2 separate regions of the Homo sapiens genome follow, and region 1 is linked to region 2. Evidence: chromatin contacts called from ENCODE Hi-C or POLR2A ChIA-PET data. All regions are on one chromosome and are shown on one strand. Each heading gives the region's core, a stretch centred on a gene start or an enhancer-like site at or near the end of the contact. The rest is flanking DNA. Distances are from core to core; before and after follow the strand shown. Region 1 overlaps HMGA2 (high mobility group AT-hook 2). Region 2 overlaps HMGA2 (high mobility group AT-hook 2).

Region 1 (5,540 bases), core at 2,356-4,855, 49 kb before region 2:
TTTTTTAAAACAAGTAAGTGTTTAAAATTAGGATTACTTCCTTTTATCTTCAAAGAGGAAAGGTTTTTACATTTTATAGTCATAATGCACTAAGAACAAACAAAACAAAACTCCGCTTTAAAAATCAAGTATGGGAAGGCTGCAACACTGAACTATAGAGTATGGAAAACATGAGGAAGTCTTGTTACTCAGAGAAATGGTTTGACAAACTTTGGCCAGAGAACAGTCCTCAGTATTTATGTAGGAAGGAGTTTTGAGAACAGAGAAATGTAGAACTTGTCTGCACAGTATCCAAACACCTATACAAAAACTTGGCCACTTCTCTGAATATTTTAATTGCGATTCTAAAAGTTTGCTGTGCATAGACCAATTCTTAAAATGGTAAGAAGGTTAGAAAAAAGGAAATCCCAAAGTAAGATACATACATACATACATACATACATGCATATATACAGTACACTACATATATAAATATATATGTACTCTTTGTCTTTGCATCCTTTATATATGTGTAATCTTTATACGGATATAAATACAGCCATGCACCACATAATGACGTTTCACTCAACAATGAACTGCATATATGGTGGTGGTCCCAGAAGATTATAATGGAGTTGAAAAATTCCTATTGCCTACTGACATTTTGATCATCCACACCCTATGTGTGCCTAGGCAAATGTGTGTGCTATGTCTTAGTTGTTAGCCAAAAAGTTTGAAAATTAAAAAAAATTAAAATTTTCAAAATAGAGAAAAGCTTATAAAGATATAAAGAAAAATATTTCTGTACAGCTACATAATGTGTTTGTGTTTTAAGTGAAGTTTTATTACAAAGAGTAAAAAAGTTAAAAAAATTTAAAGGTTATAAAGTAAAAAAGTTACAGTAAGCTAAGGTTAATTTATTATTGAAGAAAGAAAAATATTTTTTATAAATTTAGTGTAGCCCAAGTGTACTGTGTTTACAAAGTCTGCATAGTGTACAGTAATGTTCTAGGCTGTCACATTCACTCACCACTCACTCACTGACTCACCCAGAGCAACCACAACTTCCAGTCTGGCAATTTCCATCCATGGTAAGTGCCCTATACAGGTGTACCATTTTAAAATCTTTTATGCTGTATTTTTACTGTACCTTTTCTATGTTTAGATATGTTTTGATACACAAATACTTACTATTGTGTTACAATTGCCTACAGTTTCAGTACAGTAACATGCTGTACAGGTTTGTAGCTTAGGAGCAATGGGATGCACCATTTAGCCTAGATGTGCAGTAGGCTGTACTATCTAGGTTTGTGTAAATACACTCTTTGATGCTAACACAACAATGAAATTGCCTAAAGATGCATTTCTCAGAATGTACCCCTATTGTTAAGCAATGTATGATTGAATATATATCTTTATAAAATATATAATATATACACATATATACATACATACATATATATATATATATACTCACATACATATTTTGGGTGACAGAAATATGTATGTATATACATACATATATACATACATATTTTATATATACATACATATATAAAAAATATATATACACACACACACACACACACAGATACAAAGAGAGAGAGAGACAGAGAGAAAGAGACAGACCAATAAGCCTTTATTTTCTATGAGGACAGGTATTTGTATTACCTGAGGACAAGAGAAGTTTGTATTAATCCAGTAAAGATATTTGGATAGCCGAAAATACAATTAGCTGTAAATCAGGGTTCTGGTTTCTAACCCATTTCCTGCTTCTAATAATTAGCTACAAGATCTTGGGCAAGTCTCTGGAACTTGCTAGGTTTCCATTTCTCCATCTCAAATGGAGATCACTGTGATAATTTGTGATTTTATAAAACGTAAAGAAGAGTTTGTCCCTGTCTTCCTCAAAACTGAACTAATTACCAATTTTCTATCACACAGCCACTTAAAAGTGAAGAACTGTCTTTTCCAGTGTGGTTTTTATATTTGGCAGCAAAACCAAACATCTAGTGGAGGCAGAATATGGAATCAAAAGGCACACGTAGCCTTTGTTAAAGCAGCAATTCATCTCTTCAGAAAGTTGTGATCCCTTCCTGGAGCCTGGTATGGCCGTGGATGGTAGCTCACAGGATTAAGTTTCAGAAAATAGGCTTGGTTTTTCTACCATGAAGGGAATAAATTCAGTTCCTATAAGTGTAGCAATTAATGGGCACCCATGGCCATCCCACTATGAGGGGAAAGGGGCCATTTTGTAAAAAAACAATCCAGGGCTGGAACTCAGTTTGAAAATGGTGTTAAGTTGTGCGTTTAAAATGAGTGATAAAACTCCCGTGTGTTGAAAGAAGGCCATGAAACACTGCAACTCCTCCTTGCTTTGCAAAAGAGTAACATCCACGCCATTCACCTAGGAGTCTCCAATGATATACCCTCCTCCCATTACACTTAAGTGGCAAAAAGACCCCTGATTACTGCATGGTAACAGTGATCAACATGGTCACGCAGAAAAGCACTTTTTTTTTCCTTTCCTGGAATGAACAGCGTGCTGCTTCTGGAACTGGAGGCTGCATTTCTGTCACCCAAACCTCTCTCAGAGCTGTGTGTGTTGTGAGACAGCTGAATGTCTCACTGAATGTTTCCTGTGACAATGAGGGTGCTTCAGAGCTTCCCACTGCTGCCACAACCTTTCCTTTGTGATCTTCATGGTTAATGAGACTGTAAACCAGCATCCAAATCAGCATTTGCTGATTGAAAGCAGGTTTAAAGGGCGAAAGAAAATGGTAGTGGTTTAATGATTAAACAACTTTTTACTGCTAAACATTTAAGTTGTTTTAATGTCTAAATCAATACACTTGCAGGATGCAAACTGCAATTAGGTGGAAACAGAACTTCACACTCTTGCAGTTAGAGAAAAACTTGCTACTATCACTTTAAGTGTCAAACTTGTGAACTGGCCTTGAAAGCCTCTCCTCTGCCTCCCTCTCCCCACCTCCGAGGCATTAATTCTATAGAGACGAAGTTAAACACTTAATTTGCAAAACTACTGAGAAGTAAATTTCTTGTTCCAAGGTAACTGGAGTAATTGCCAAATGCAGATAAATCCTCCCCCTGAGTAGGAAGCCCCACACTGTTTTGAAAACAATTCCTAGACTTTGCCCCTGTTGAAGCTGATTGAATGCTCAACCACAAGACTCCACTGTTGTTATCTCTCGCTTACTGCTTTTAGGGGCGGAGTTAACACTTTTCAAAAATCCGAGCTTCCCTAATAAATACAGGGATTTAGTGAAGATTTTGATTGTCTGGGGTTGGCATTCCTGAGGACAGAATAATTTATTTTGCTCTAAGCAGGTGTGTTATGAGAACAGAGGCTATGTTGATAAGAGATCCCTGGGAGCTGGTAATATATTATCTTCTGTAATTTCTTCCAAAAATAGACTTAATGGAAAGAGGATGCATAATATACCCCCTCTCAAAGGAAGCGTTCCCCAATACAACAGAAGCAGTCATTCTAAAAACAGCTTTATGGCTCTGCAGTCAATAGCTCTATTTTCTCCCCTTTCACAACTTCCTTCCTTCTGCTATGTAAGAACTTATGTGAGGGCACACACACATTCACGTGTCAGTGCACACAACTGAAAATGCCCGAGATCCGCATTCTCTCAAAGATCTGCAAGATCATCGAAAACTTAATGATCGCTTGACATGACTTAACCTGATTAATTGATAGTGCTTTTCATTTTATTTCATTTTTTACTCCAACTCTGATCATGTACAACCATGAATTAACCTTGCATTTAATTCAGTTCAGGGAGCAATTTCCAAATGCCTACTATGTTTGAAGTGCCGTATTAGACACAAAGATATACAGGAAACGATGTTCACAAAATATAGGCTGTAAGCAGAACACTTCCCCAAAGAAAAAGATGGCACCAAGAGCAGAATCGGAACTCTGGTGTCCAAATTGCTCCTAATTAAACGCCTAAGCTGCAAGTCAGGTTACTTGGTCAGGCTAAGTTCTTGGAACTAAAAATTGCCTAAGATGTTTTCCTTAGCTACTTCACAAACTAGAAGTTCCTCCTGCTCAGGACCACCCAAATGCTTATTAGAAATTGTCCAAAAGTCAATTTTTTTCAAATTTGGGACACGTTTGAGCGAACAAAAGATATGAAGAATAGTTAGAGTCACACCTGGTGGCAAAAACTTATAACCTAAAATGTAGCATCTTTACTTTAGAAATTGTAGAAAAGATACTTTTGAGCTACTCAAAATTAATTGAGTTTTTTTATTTATAAAAATATTTTAACAATTCAGAAAGGAATTTCACATTTGAGGAATACCAGGGTTTAATAAAAGACAGTAGATGGAAACTTTTAAGGAGGGTCTGCTTGGAAGCTTCTGGGCATTTTCAAGGGCTGGAAATTTCTTTATTCTGTTAAATTTTACCTCAGAACATATGGTTTCTCTCTTCTCTGATAGTTTTATTGCCAGCCCCACTCTAGAAATATGACAGAACGGCAGAAGAGGGATGGAAGAAAATAGGAAGACCTGTTCTGAAAGGCTGGGAGAGAGTTGGAAGGCCTCAGGAAGTTGCCAAAGACTTCACAATTACTTTTTTTGTTTTTTTGGAGACGGAGTCTTGCTCTACTGCCAGGCTGGAGTGCAGTGGCAGGATCTCGGCTCACTGCAACCGGTGCCTCCTGGGTTCAAGTGATTCTCCTGTCTCAGCCTCCTGAGTAGGTGGGACTACAGGCACGCCCCACAACGCCCAGCTAATTTTTGCGTTTTTAGTAGAGATGGGTTTTCACCATGTTGGCCAGGATGGTCTCGATCTCTTGACCTCAAGCCATCCACCTGCCTCAGTCTCCCAAAGTGCTGGGATTACAGGCGTGAGCCACTGTGCCTGGCCAACTTCATAATTACTGATATTTAGAGTGACTTCAGGGATGTGTGTGTCTGTGTGTGTGTGTGTGTAGGGAGGTCTTGCGGTAGGCTGAGGCAACACAGAGGCAGAGGACAATTGGTGATTTGTAACCCCACAGCATTTACAAAATTTGAGTCCCTCTTCCATATTCATTTTACAGCCCAGAAATTAATAACATATTTGAGAAGTTGGGACTATCTTCAGATACAGCAAAAAGAACAATGGGATTAGAAGTCAGATGAAGAAATATTAAAATAATTTTATATTCTAAGTTGGTTCATTTTAACTGGGCTTCAATAACATGAAGAAGAGTAGGAAGTGGGTAAAGCTTCCACTGCCCTGAATAAGCCAAGACAAGATGGACCTTCCCTACCCTAAGAGGAATTTAAGTCACTATTAAATAGTATCCTTCCCAAGGTGGGCTGGGGGTGGGTCAGAGAATGACTTTCCTGGTTTTTTTGTTTGTTCTTTTGTTTTGTTTTGTTTTTTTGAGATGGGGTTTTGCTCTTGTTGCCCAGGCTGGAGTGCAATGGCGTGCTCTTGGCTCACTGCAACCTCCGCCCCGCCAGGTGCAAGCGATTCTCTTACCTCAGCCCCCGAGTAGCTGGGATTACAGGCATGTGCCACCACACCCAGCTAA
Region 2 (6,020 bases), core at 1,069-3,568:
GTCATAACACACTTTTGCTTACTTGGTACATACTCTTGTTCTCTTTTTTCTGGCCATGCACTTACTAAATATGAAGTTTAGAAGAAAAAAACTTTATATATAGTTTGTTTCAAATTTGATATATTTTAGTTAAAAGTGCTTTATTGCCAGGCATGGTGGCTCACACCTGTAATCCCAGCACTTTGCGGGGGCCAAGGTGGGTGGATTGCTTGAGCCCAGGAATTCGAGACCAGCCTGGGCAACATGGCGAAGCCCCATCACTACCAAAAAAAAAAAAAAAATAGCTGGTATGGTGGCACATGCCTGTAGTCCCAGCTACTTGGGAGGCTGAGAAGGGAGGACCACCAGAGCCTGGGAAATCAAGGCAGCAGTGAGCCGTGATCATGCCACTGCACTCCCGCCTGGGCGACAGAGCTAGACACTGTCTCAAAAATAAAAAAAAGTCTTTATTTTTTTTCTTTCAGGGGAATGGTTGATTACTGTCTCAGATGTACATACCAGAATTAAGTTTATACCTATGTGTCAAAAATGGAAGGATGAAAATTGACTTGAGAAACTGCACAGTTTCTGTGCAACATTATATAGGATATCTTTACAAAGGACAACATTCGAAGCAAGAAATTGGAGCTTAGGCAGTATTACACTTTCTATCTTACCTATACTACTCTCTGAGAAACCCATTTCTAGCCTGTACAGCATAGCTTGTAAACTGTGATCTTCGACTAGTATGAATAAGTCTTGTGTTGAGTTTAATTTCAGAGGCCGGGAGTTTATCAGCTGAGCCATCTCACCTGCATTCCTTGCAAGTCATTAGAGCCTTAGATGCCTGGCTTGGCTTTGGGCTTCTCCAGCAGAGAGCAGTGAAACACTGTCAATAAACCTAATTCTGGAAACCAGAGTAGATTCCAAGTTGGGAAAAAAGCAAAGGCAGAACTAGCAGGCTCATCAGAGTTATAAAGAAACTGGGGAAACTGGGCTTGTAGATTTTTTAAAACAGATATGTGTTGAAACTTTGATGTCAATATTAATGGCAATACACATATTTAGATATTTAAATGTTATTCAAAATATCACTTCATAGCAAGGTAGATGACCCAAAAGAAAAAGTGTGCGCTTTCCAAAATTTGCTTCTTATTTTAATCCTGCAATTGCTATACAGTTACACGTTTATTAGCTTTACTATTACACATGTATTAGGTCATTTCCATTTGCATTCAGTGTTAGAACAATGTCAGCTCTTCAATCCCAATCTCTGGCTACCTAGCTTGGCAGTTCTTCAAGCATCCCTTGTTTACAGGGACCACTTGGAAAGTCAAGTATGTTATAACAAGTTTATGCATCCTCATTCTACAAGAAACGTTGTTGCAGAGAACCATTTTAAGAAGCTTAAAAACAGTTTTCTATGGCTCCAGTTCAAAATGGGGTTCATAGTGGGGATGTGTGAATGGCGCTTCCAGGTAAAATGATTTATTATTACATTACACATGAACTTGTTAACAGTATAACACAAAAGTGTGAACACTCCCCAGGACACCTCACCCTTGGCTGGGGTGCAAGTAGGTTCTTCTCCTTTCAATCAACAGTAGCATGATGACAGAGAATATTAGTGAATGCAGTATGTTCATGCTTGGCTGCTCTTAAAGAAAAAATTTTCACAAAAGGAAATATGAGCGTTTACAATCCCATGATATGGAACATAGGATCTGACCTGTTTACTTCTCTTGGATGACAAATAATTTAATCTATTAATTTTTTTTTTGAAGCAAAGACAAAAGGGAAGAGGCCTAAAAAAAAAACCAGGCAGGTCATCCATTGCTCCATTGACGTGGGAGATAATACCCTATGTATAACCAGTGACTTGAAGAGTTCTCATTCTGAAACTTTTTTGCTCTCTTCAAAGCACTGGGCTCAAATGCTAGCCTCTGTGTGCAGGCTGCCAAAATACTAAGTGAAGCATGGGGCACTACACATTAAAGGGGAAAGGTCAGCATGGCACCATGCCCAAAATGCATGCTGTACAGCGGGATGAACTTTGGAGAGACCAGCTCACATCAAGTCACCGTGTGTTTTACATTCTCCCAGTGACCGGGGTCATTTTACCTCCCATTGGAATCTCCTCTCAGCCATTATGTCTCCCAGTTCTCAAAGGAAAACCTCTCTCCTTGACCCCTCCTAAGGCCTCTCTGCACAGTACCATTCTAGCAAAAAGGAACAGCTCCAAGCCAGGAAACTACTTCCACAGGGCAAATAAAGCTTCTGCCAGAACTCCTAAAGGCAAAGCTTCCCTGCTGCTGCAGCAGCCAGCAGACGCAGGGCTGCATTGCTTGGGAAAGTGCAGCCTGCCGCTCCACGTCAACATTCCACCCCCTTAGCTTTTCCCAAGGTCTCAGTGAGAAAACCTTTCTTTTTTCTTTCTTCATTTTTGTTTTTGTTCTTATCAGTTCAAACAAGAACAATGAATTCCTCAAGCCCAAGCAAGAATGTGACAAGGTGTCAACAAAGCCAACCAGGAAGGTGATGTATGGCCCATAAATCACTTCACAAACCAGGGCTGCAAAGAAAGCACCCAGCAACCCAGAGCCCCGAGTGTGAGTTTTTTCTACTCCTAAACCTTCACACCCCCCACATCCACCCTCCTCCAGCACCTCACTGACTGCTCACCTGTCACTCCTCCACTGACCAATTGGCCTACTCATGGGGTAAGACAAGTTCTGTTCCTTCTGTGGCAAATACTGGGCATCTATGGTAGAGCACCACATAATATAATGTGCTTTAGGGACATGTGTTGCTATGGGGTATGGTTTCCGGAGGCTGTCTGGAAAGCTCTACTCAAAACCTTAATTTGAAAGGTTTATAAATGGTGAAAGTATTTGTTCTTAGAGTAAAAATTTGATTTAGAAAGTTTGGGCTTAAGTGGTGAAATGATTTTATGGTTTTCAAAAATCAGAGGCCAGAAATTGTTTTGCGTGCTTTATAAATGATATAAAGAGAAATGGAGAACAACCAAATTAGAATCTCTTTCTGGGGTTGTAGGATTTGGTTTTCTTGAAAGAAATATTGAATGTATAGTTGTGTACATATTAAGATTAGGAAGAGAAAGAGTATTCACAATTGCCTTATGCAAAGTAACTTATTGGCTAATAGAAAATTACCAAATATTTTCTTTCACTGTTTTAATAGATGTGACTAATTATACTTTTTATGCCATGGTTTCAGAGTGAGTATATGGTGTAAATTCCTAATGCAAAAACTCCTGAAAAGATTTAAATTCAAATGACTAATTTTCAGCAACTCAGTATCCATTCTGTGAGCTTCTATTTTTTTTTCTATATATACATTTTTTTTTTGAAAAAACAGGCCTTAAATACATATTTAACTAACAGGCTGGAACAGCTAAGTAAATCATTTATAAACACAGATTTATATAATGGAATGACCTGTACCTACTACATTCCTATATAACCAGTTTAGGAGAAAAAGCAAAAACTTCCAAAGAAGCAATTTTGTTGAAAACTGAAGACATCAACAAAGAGAAAACCTCACCAATCCCCATGATAATGGTGACCAAGTTCAGTCTAGTTGAATGCAGTTTCATTTCTTTCCTCCAACCACTTTTAAAAAAAATCAGATTCTAAAAATAGCTGAAGAAGCAGAGATGAGCTCATTCTCTACTAAGTAACCTTGCACATTCTCTAATGATAGTAAAAATAATTCAAAGAAAAAAAGCAAATAAAAAAAGAAAAACATCCACCAAGTTGGTAGTTCAAACTCACAGAAAGTTGACTAATGGCATACGTAGGCCTACTATTAAAAAACCAGACAAGGCCGGGCACAGTGGCTTACGCCTATAATCCCAGCCCCTTGGAAGGCCGAGTCAGGCGGATCACCTGAAGTAAGGAGTTCAAGGCCAGCCTGGCCAACTTGGTGAAACCTTGTCTTTACTAAAAAAAAAAAAAAAAAAAAAAAAAAAAAAAAAAAAAAAAATAGCCGGGCACGGTGGCATATGCCCGCAATCCCAACTACTTGGGAGGCTGAGGCAGGAGAATGGCTTGAACCCGTGAGGTGGAGGTTGCAGTGAGCTGAGATCACACCACTGCACTCCAGCCTGGGCAACAGAGAAAGACTTTGTCTCAAAACAAACAAACAAACAGACAAAACTGAATATATGAAAATCTGAATAAAATATTTCTTTGCAACACAGTATAGTCTTTGAAATAATAAACTAACAGTTGTCATAAACTGCAAGCTCTAGTGTATGTAAATAGATCACCTTAGAATAGTATCATTTACTCACTCAGGAACACAGCTATTCAATTAAATAAAATACATCTGGTATTATTGCCAGTAAGACAAGCAAAGCAAGCAGGTACTGAGCCACTGTCAGTATATTTTCTCATATGAGAATAGGGGAGTAAAAATTAATTTGGGACTACTTTGGGACAATTACTTGTATTAACTCTAATAAATATAAGCATTTCTTTTTATTTTTACATCTGTGATTAAACAAAACAAGACAAAACCCATTATGGCCATAGCATCAAGCTACATGATAATTCTAAAAGGGTATTACTGGGGGGGCGGGGAACCTTTCTGGTTGAATAAAGGGAGATGAGAAGATAAAATAAGTACTGCAGATGTGTGAGATCCCAATTTTCTTGCTCTGGAAAAATCTGTAGAAAGAGCTACATCTGTCTCAAAATGTGACTCTCTTTTTCTGAGATGGAGCACCAAACTGGAAAAGGGAGAGATGAGCCCATTGGGGCAAATCTTTAAACTCTTCTACTATTTTTAAGCGTACTTGTGAAAATGTTTACCTGTATGTATACATACAGAAAAACAAATGAGTTTGAACTATGATTATCCATTACTTTATTTTTTTAAAAAAGATATCTTGCCAAGTCTTAAGGTGGTTCTGCGGGTAAATCAGGGTAGCAAGCTGCTTATTATAAAGCAGCTTGAAGAACAAGTACATAGAGGTCACCTGCACTCACTTCAACAACCCTAGAGAGGCACCTGGAGTCACACTACACCTCCTTCTGAAAAGATTCTAAACAATTTCTAAAGGGCACCACATCTTCAAATGGTTTCCCTCCTGCTGGAAACCTAGGCTTTGTTGTATGAGCGTAATTCGTTACCACTGAAAAGAAGATGATTAAAATTTCTTGAGTATTCACCTCACATCATTAAAGGTTTTTATATATATTTTCACTCAATGTGTCTCAGCAAGACTGACAAAGTCTTCAACTAAGTAGTAGACTTTATATAGCTTTAAATTCTGTGTATTACATATATCTATTATTTATATAGCTTTATTATTTATATTATATATTTATTAATTTACATTTTAAGTTTATAAAACAAAAATAAGTTTTCTTTTCTTGTAGGTGATAAATGAGATCTATGAAACTGTAAAGGATAAATTCTTACTCTTATTCCCAACAAGCTGGTGTCAACAATAATGCATACAAGGAAGAAAACATAATTGAAAAATTAGTACAAATTTGCTTCTGTTTTATTGTCCACTCATTCAGCAGATGTTTATCCAGTGTGTGCAAAGTGCAATAGTAGGCTATAGAGAGATAAAAAACAAAATCTCACTAACTGTGGGCCATTAATTGGCATACCTCAAACTGCCCTATATTGTTACCTACCTTTTTTGGTGTCTGATTTTTGAATTCCATAAGGACAGCGACCATATGTTAAACCTCCATGTGTGCCTGCTCTTTTCAGTCATCTAATAAATGATTCTGCCATTATTGTTACTCTTGTGCAAGCACGGGCAAATACCACAAGCAAGACTTGAAAACAAATCCTCAGTTCCCTGTCTTTAACAATGAATTTTGTGAGGATGAATATAATAAAATATAACAGAGTAATGTGATAATGGTCACATTTAAATATATGTATGTATCTACATACATATATGTATACACATCATAAAACACATGTAGACATGCTTTATATATCTTACTTTCTACCAAGCTCTTTTCATATTTATAAGGGAAATTAAAGTATAATAT

What was found. Hi-C counts contacts between places; a loop is a spot of excess contacts on that map. ChIA-PET counts read pairs that join two places held with the same protein, here RNA polymerase II (POLR2A). Pooled maps may share reads with other maps.
Region 1: a loop to region 2 is called in a map of endothelial cell of hepatic sinusoid, with 5 times the contacts of the local background. The contact joins two enhancer-like sites. A Hi-C loop is called at or near these places in 3 of 168 maps with a recorded cell type or tissue (HepG2, endothelial cell of hepatic sinusoid and endothelial cell of umbilical vein) and 3 of 50 pooled maps. POLR2A ChIA-PET finds 5 or more read pairs at or near these places in 3 of 52 experiments (A673, BJ and MCF 10A).

The regions. Positions count from the first base shown.
Region 1 is chr12:65,923,861-65,929,400 of GRCh38, reverse strand. The region is part of intron 3 of HMGA2 (high mobility group AT-hook 2); the gene reads right to left. Among named protein-coding and RNA genes, the nearest start is that of HMGA2-AS2, 22 kb to the left of the region's middle. RefSeq lists an enhancer at 2,465-2,975. Within about 2 kb of position 3,605, at least 4 of the 41 ENCODE cell types and tissues checked have a DNase peak (open chromatin) inside an H3K27ac peak, as active enhancers do.
Region 2 is chr12:65,873,554-65,879,573 of GRCh38, reverse strand. All of the region lies in intron 3 of HMGA2 (high mobility group AT-hook 2), which reads right to left. All of the region lies in intron 1 of HMGA2-AS1 (HMGA2 antisense RNA 1), which reads left to right. Among named protein-coding and RNA genes, the nearest start is that of HMGA2-AS1, 5.8 kb to the left of the region's middle. Within about 2 kb of position 2,318, at least 5 of the 41 ENCODE cell types and tissues checked have a DNase peak (open chromatin) inside an H3K27ac peak, as active enhancers do.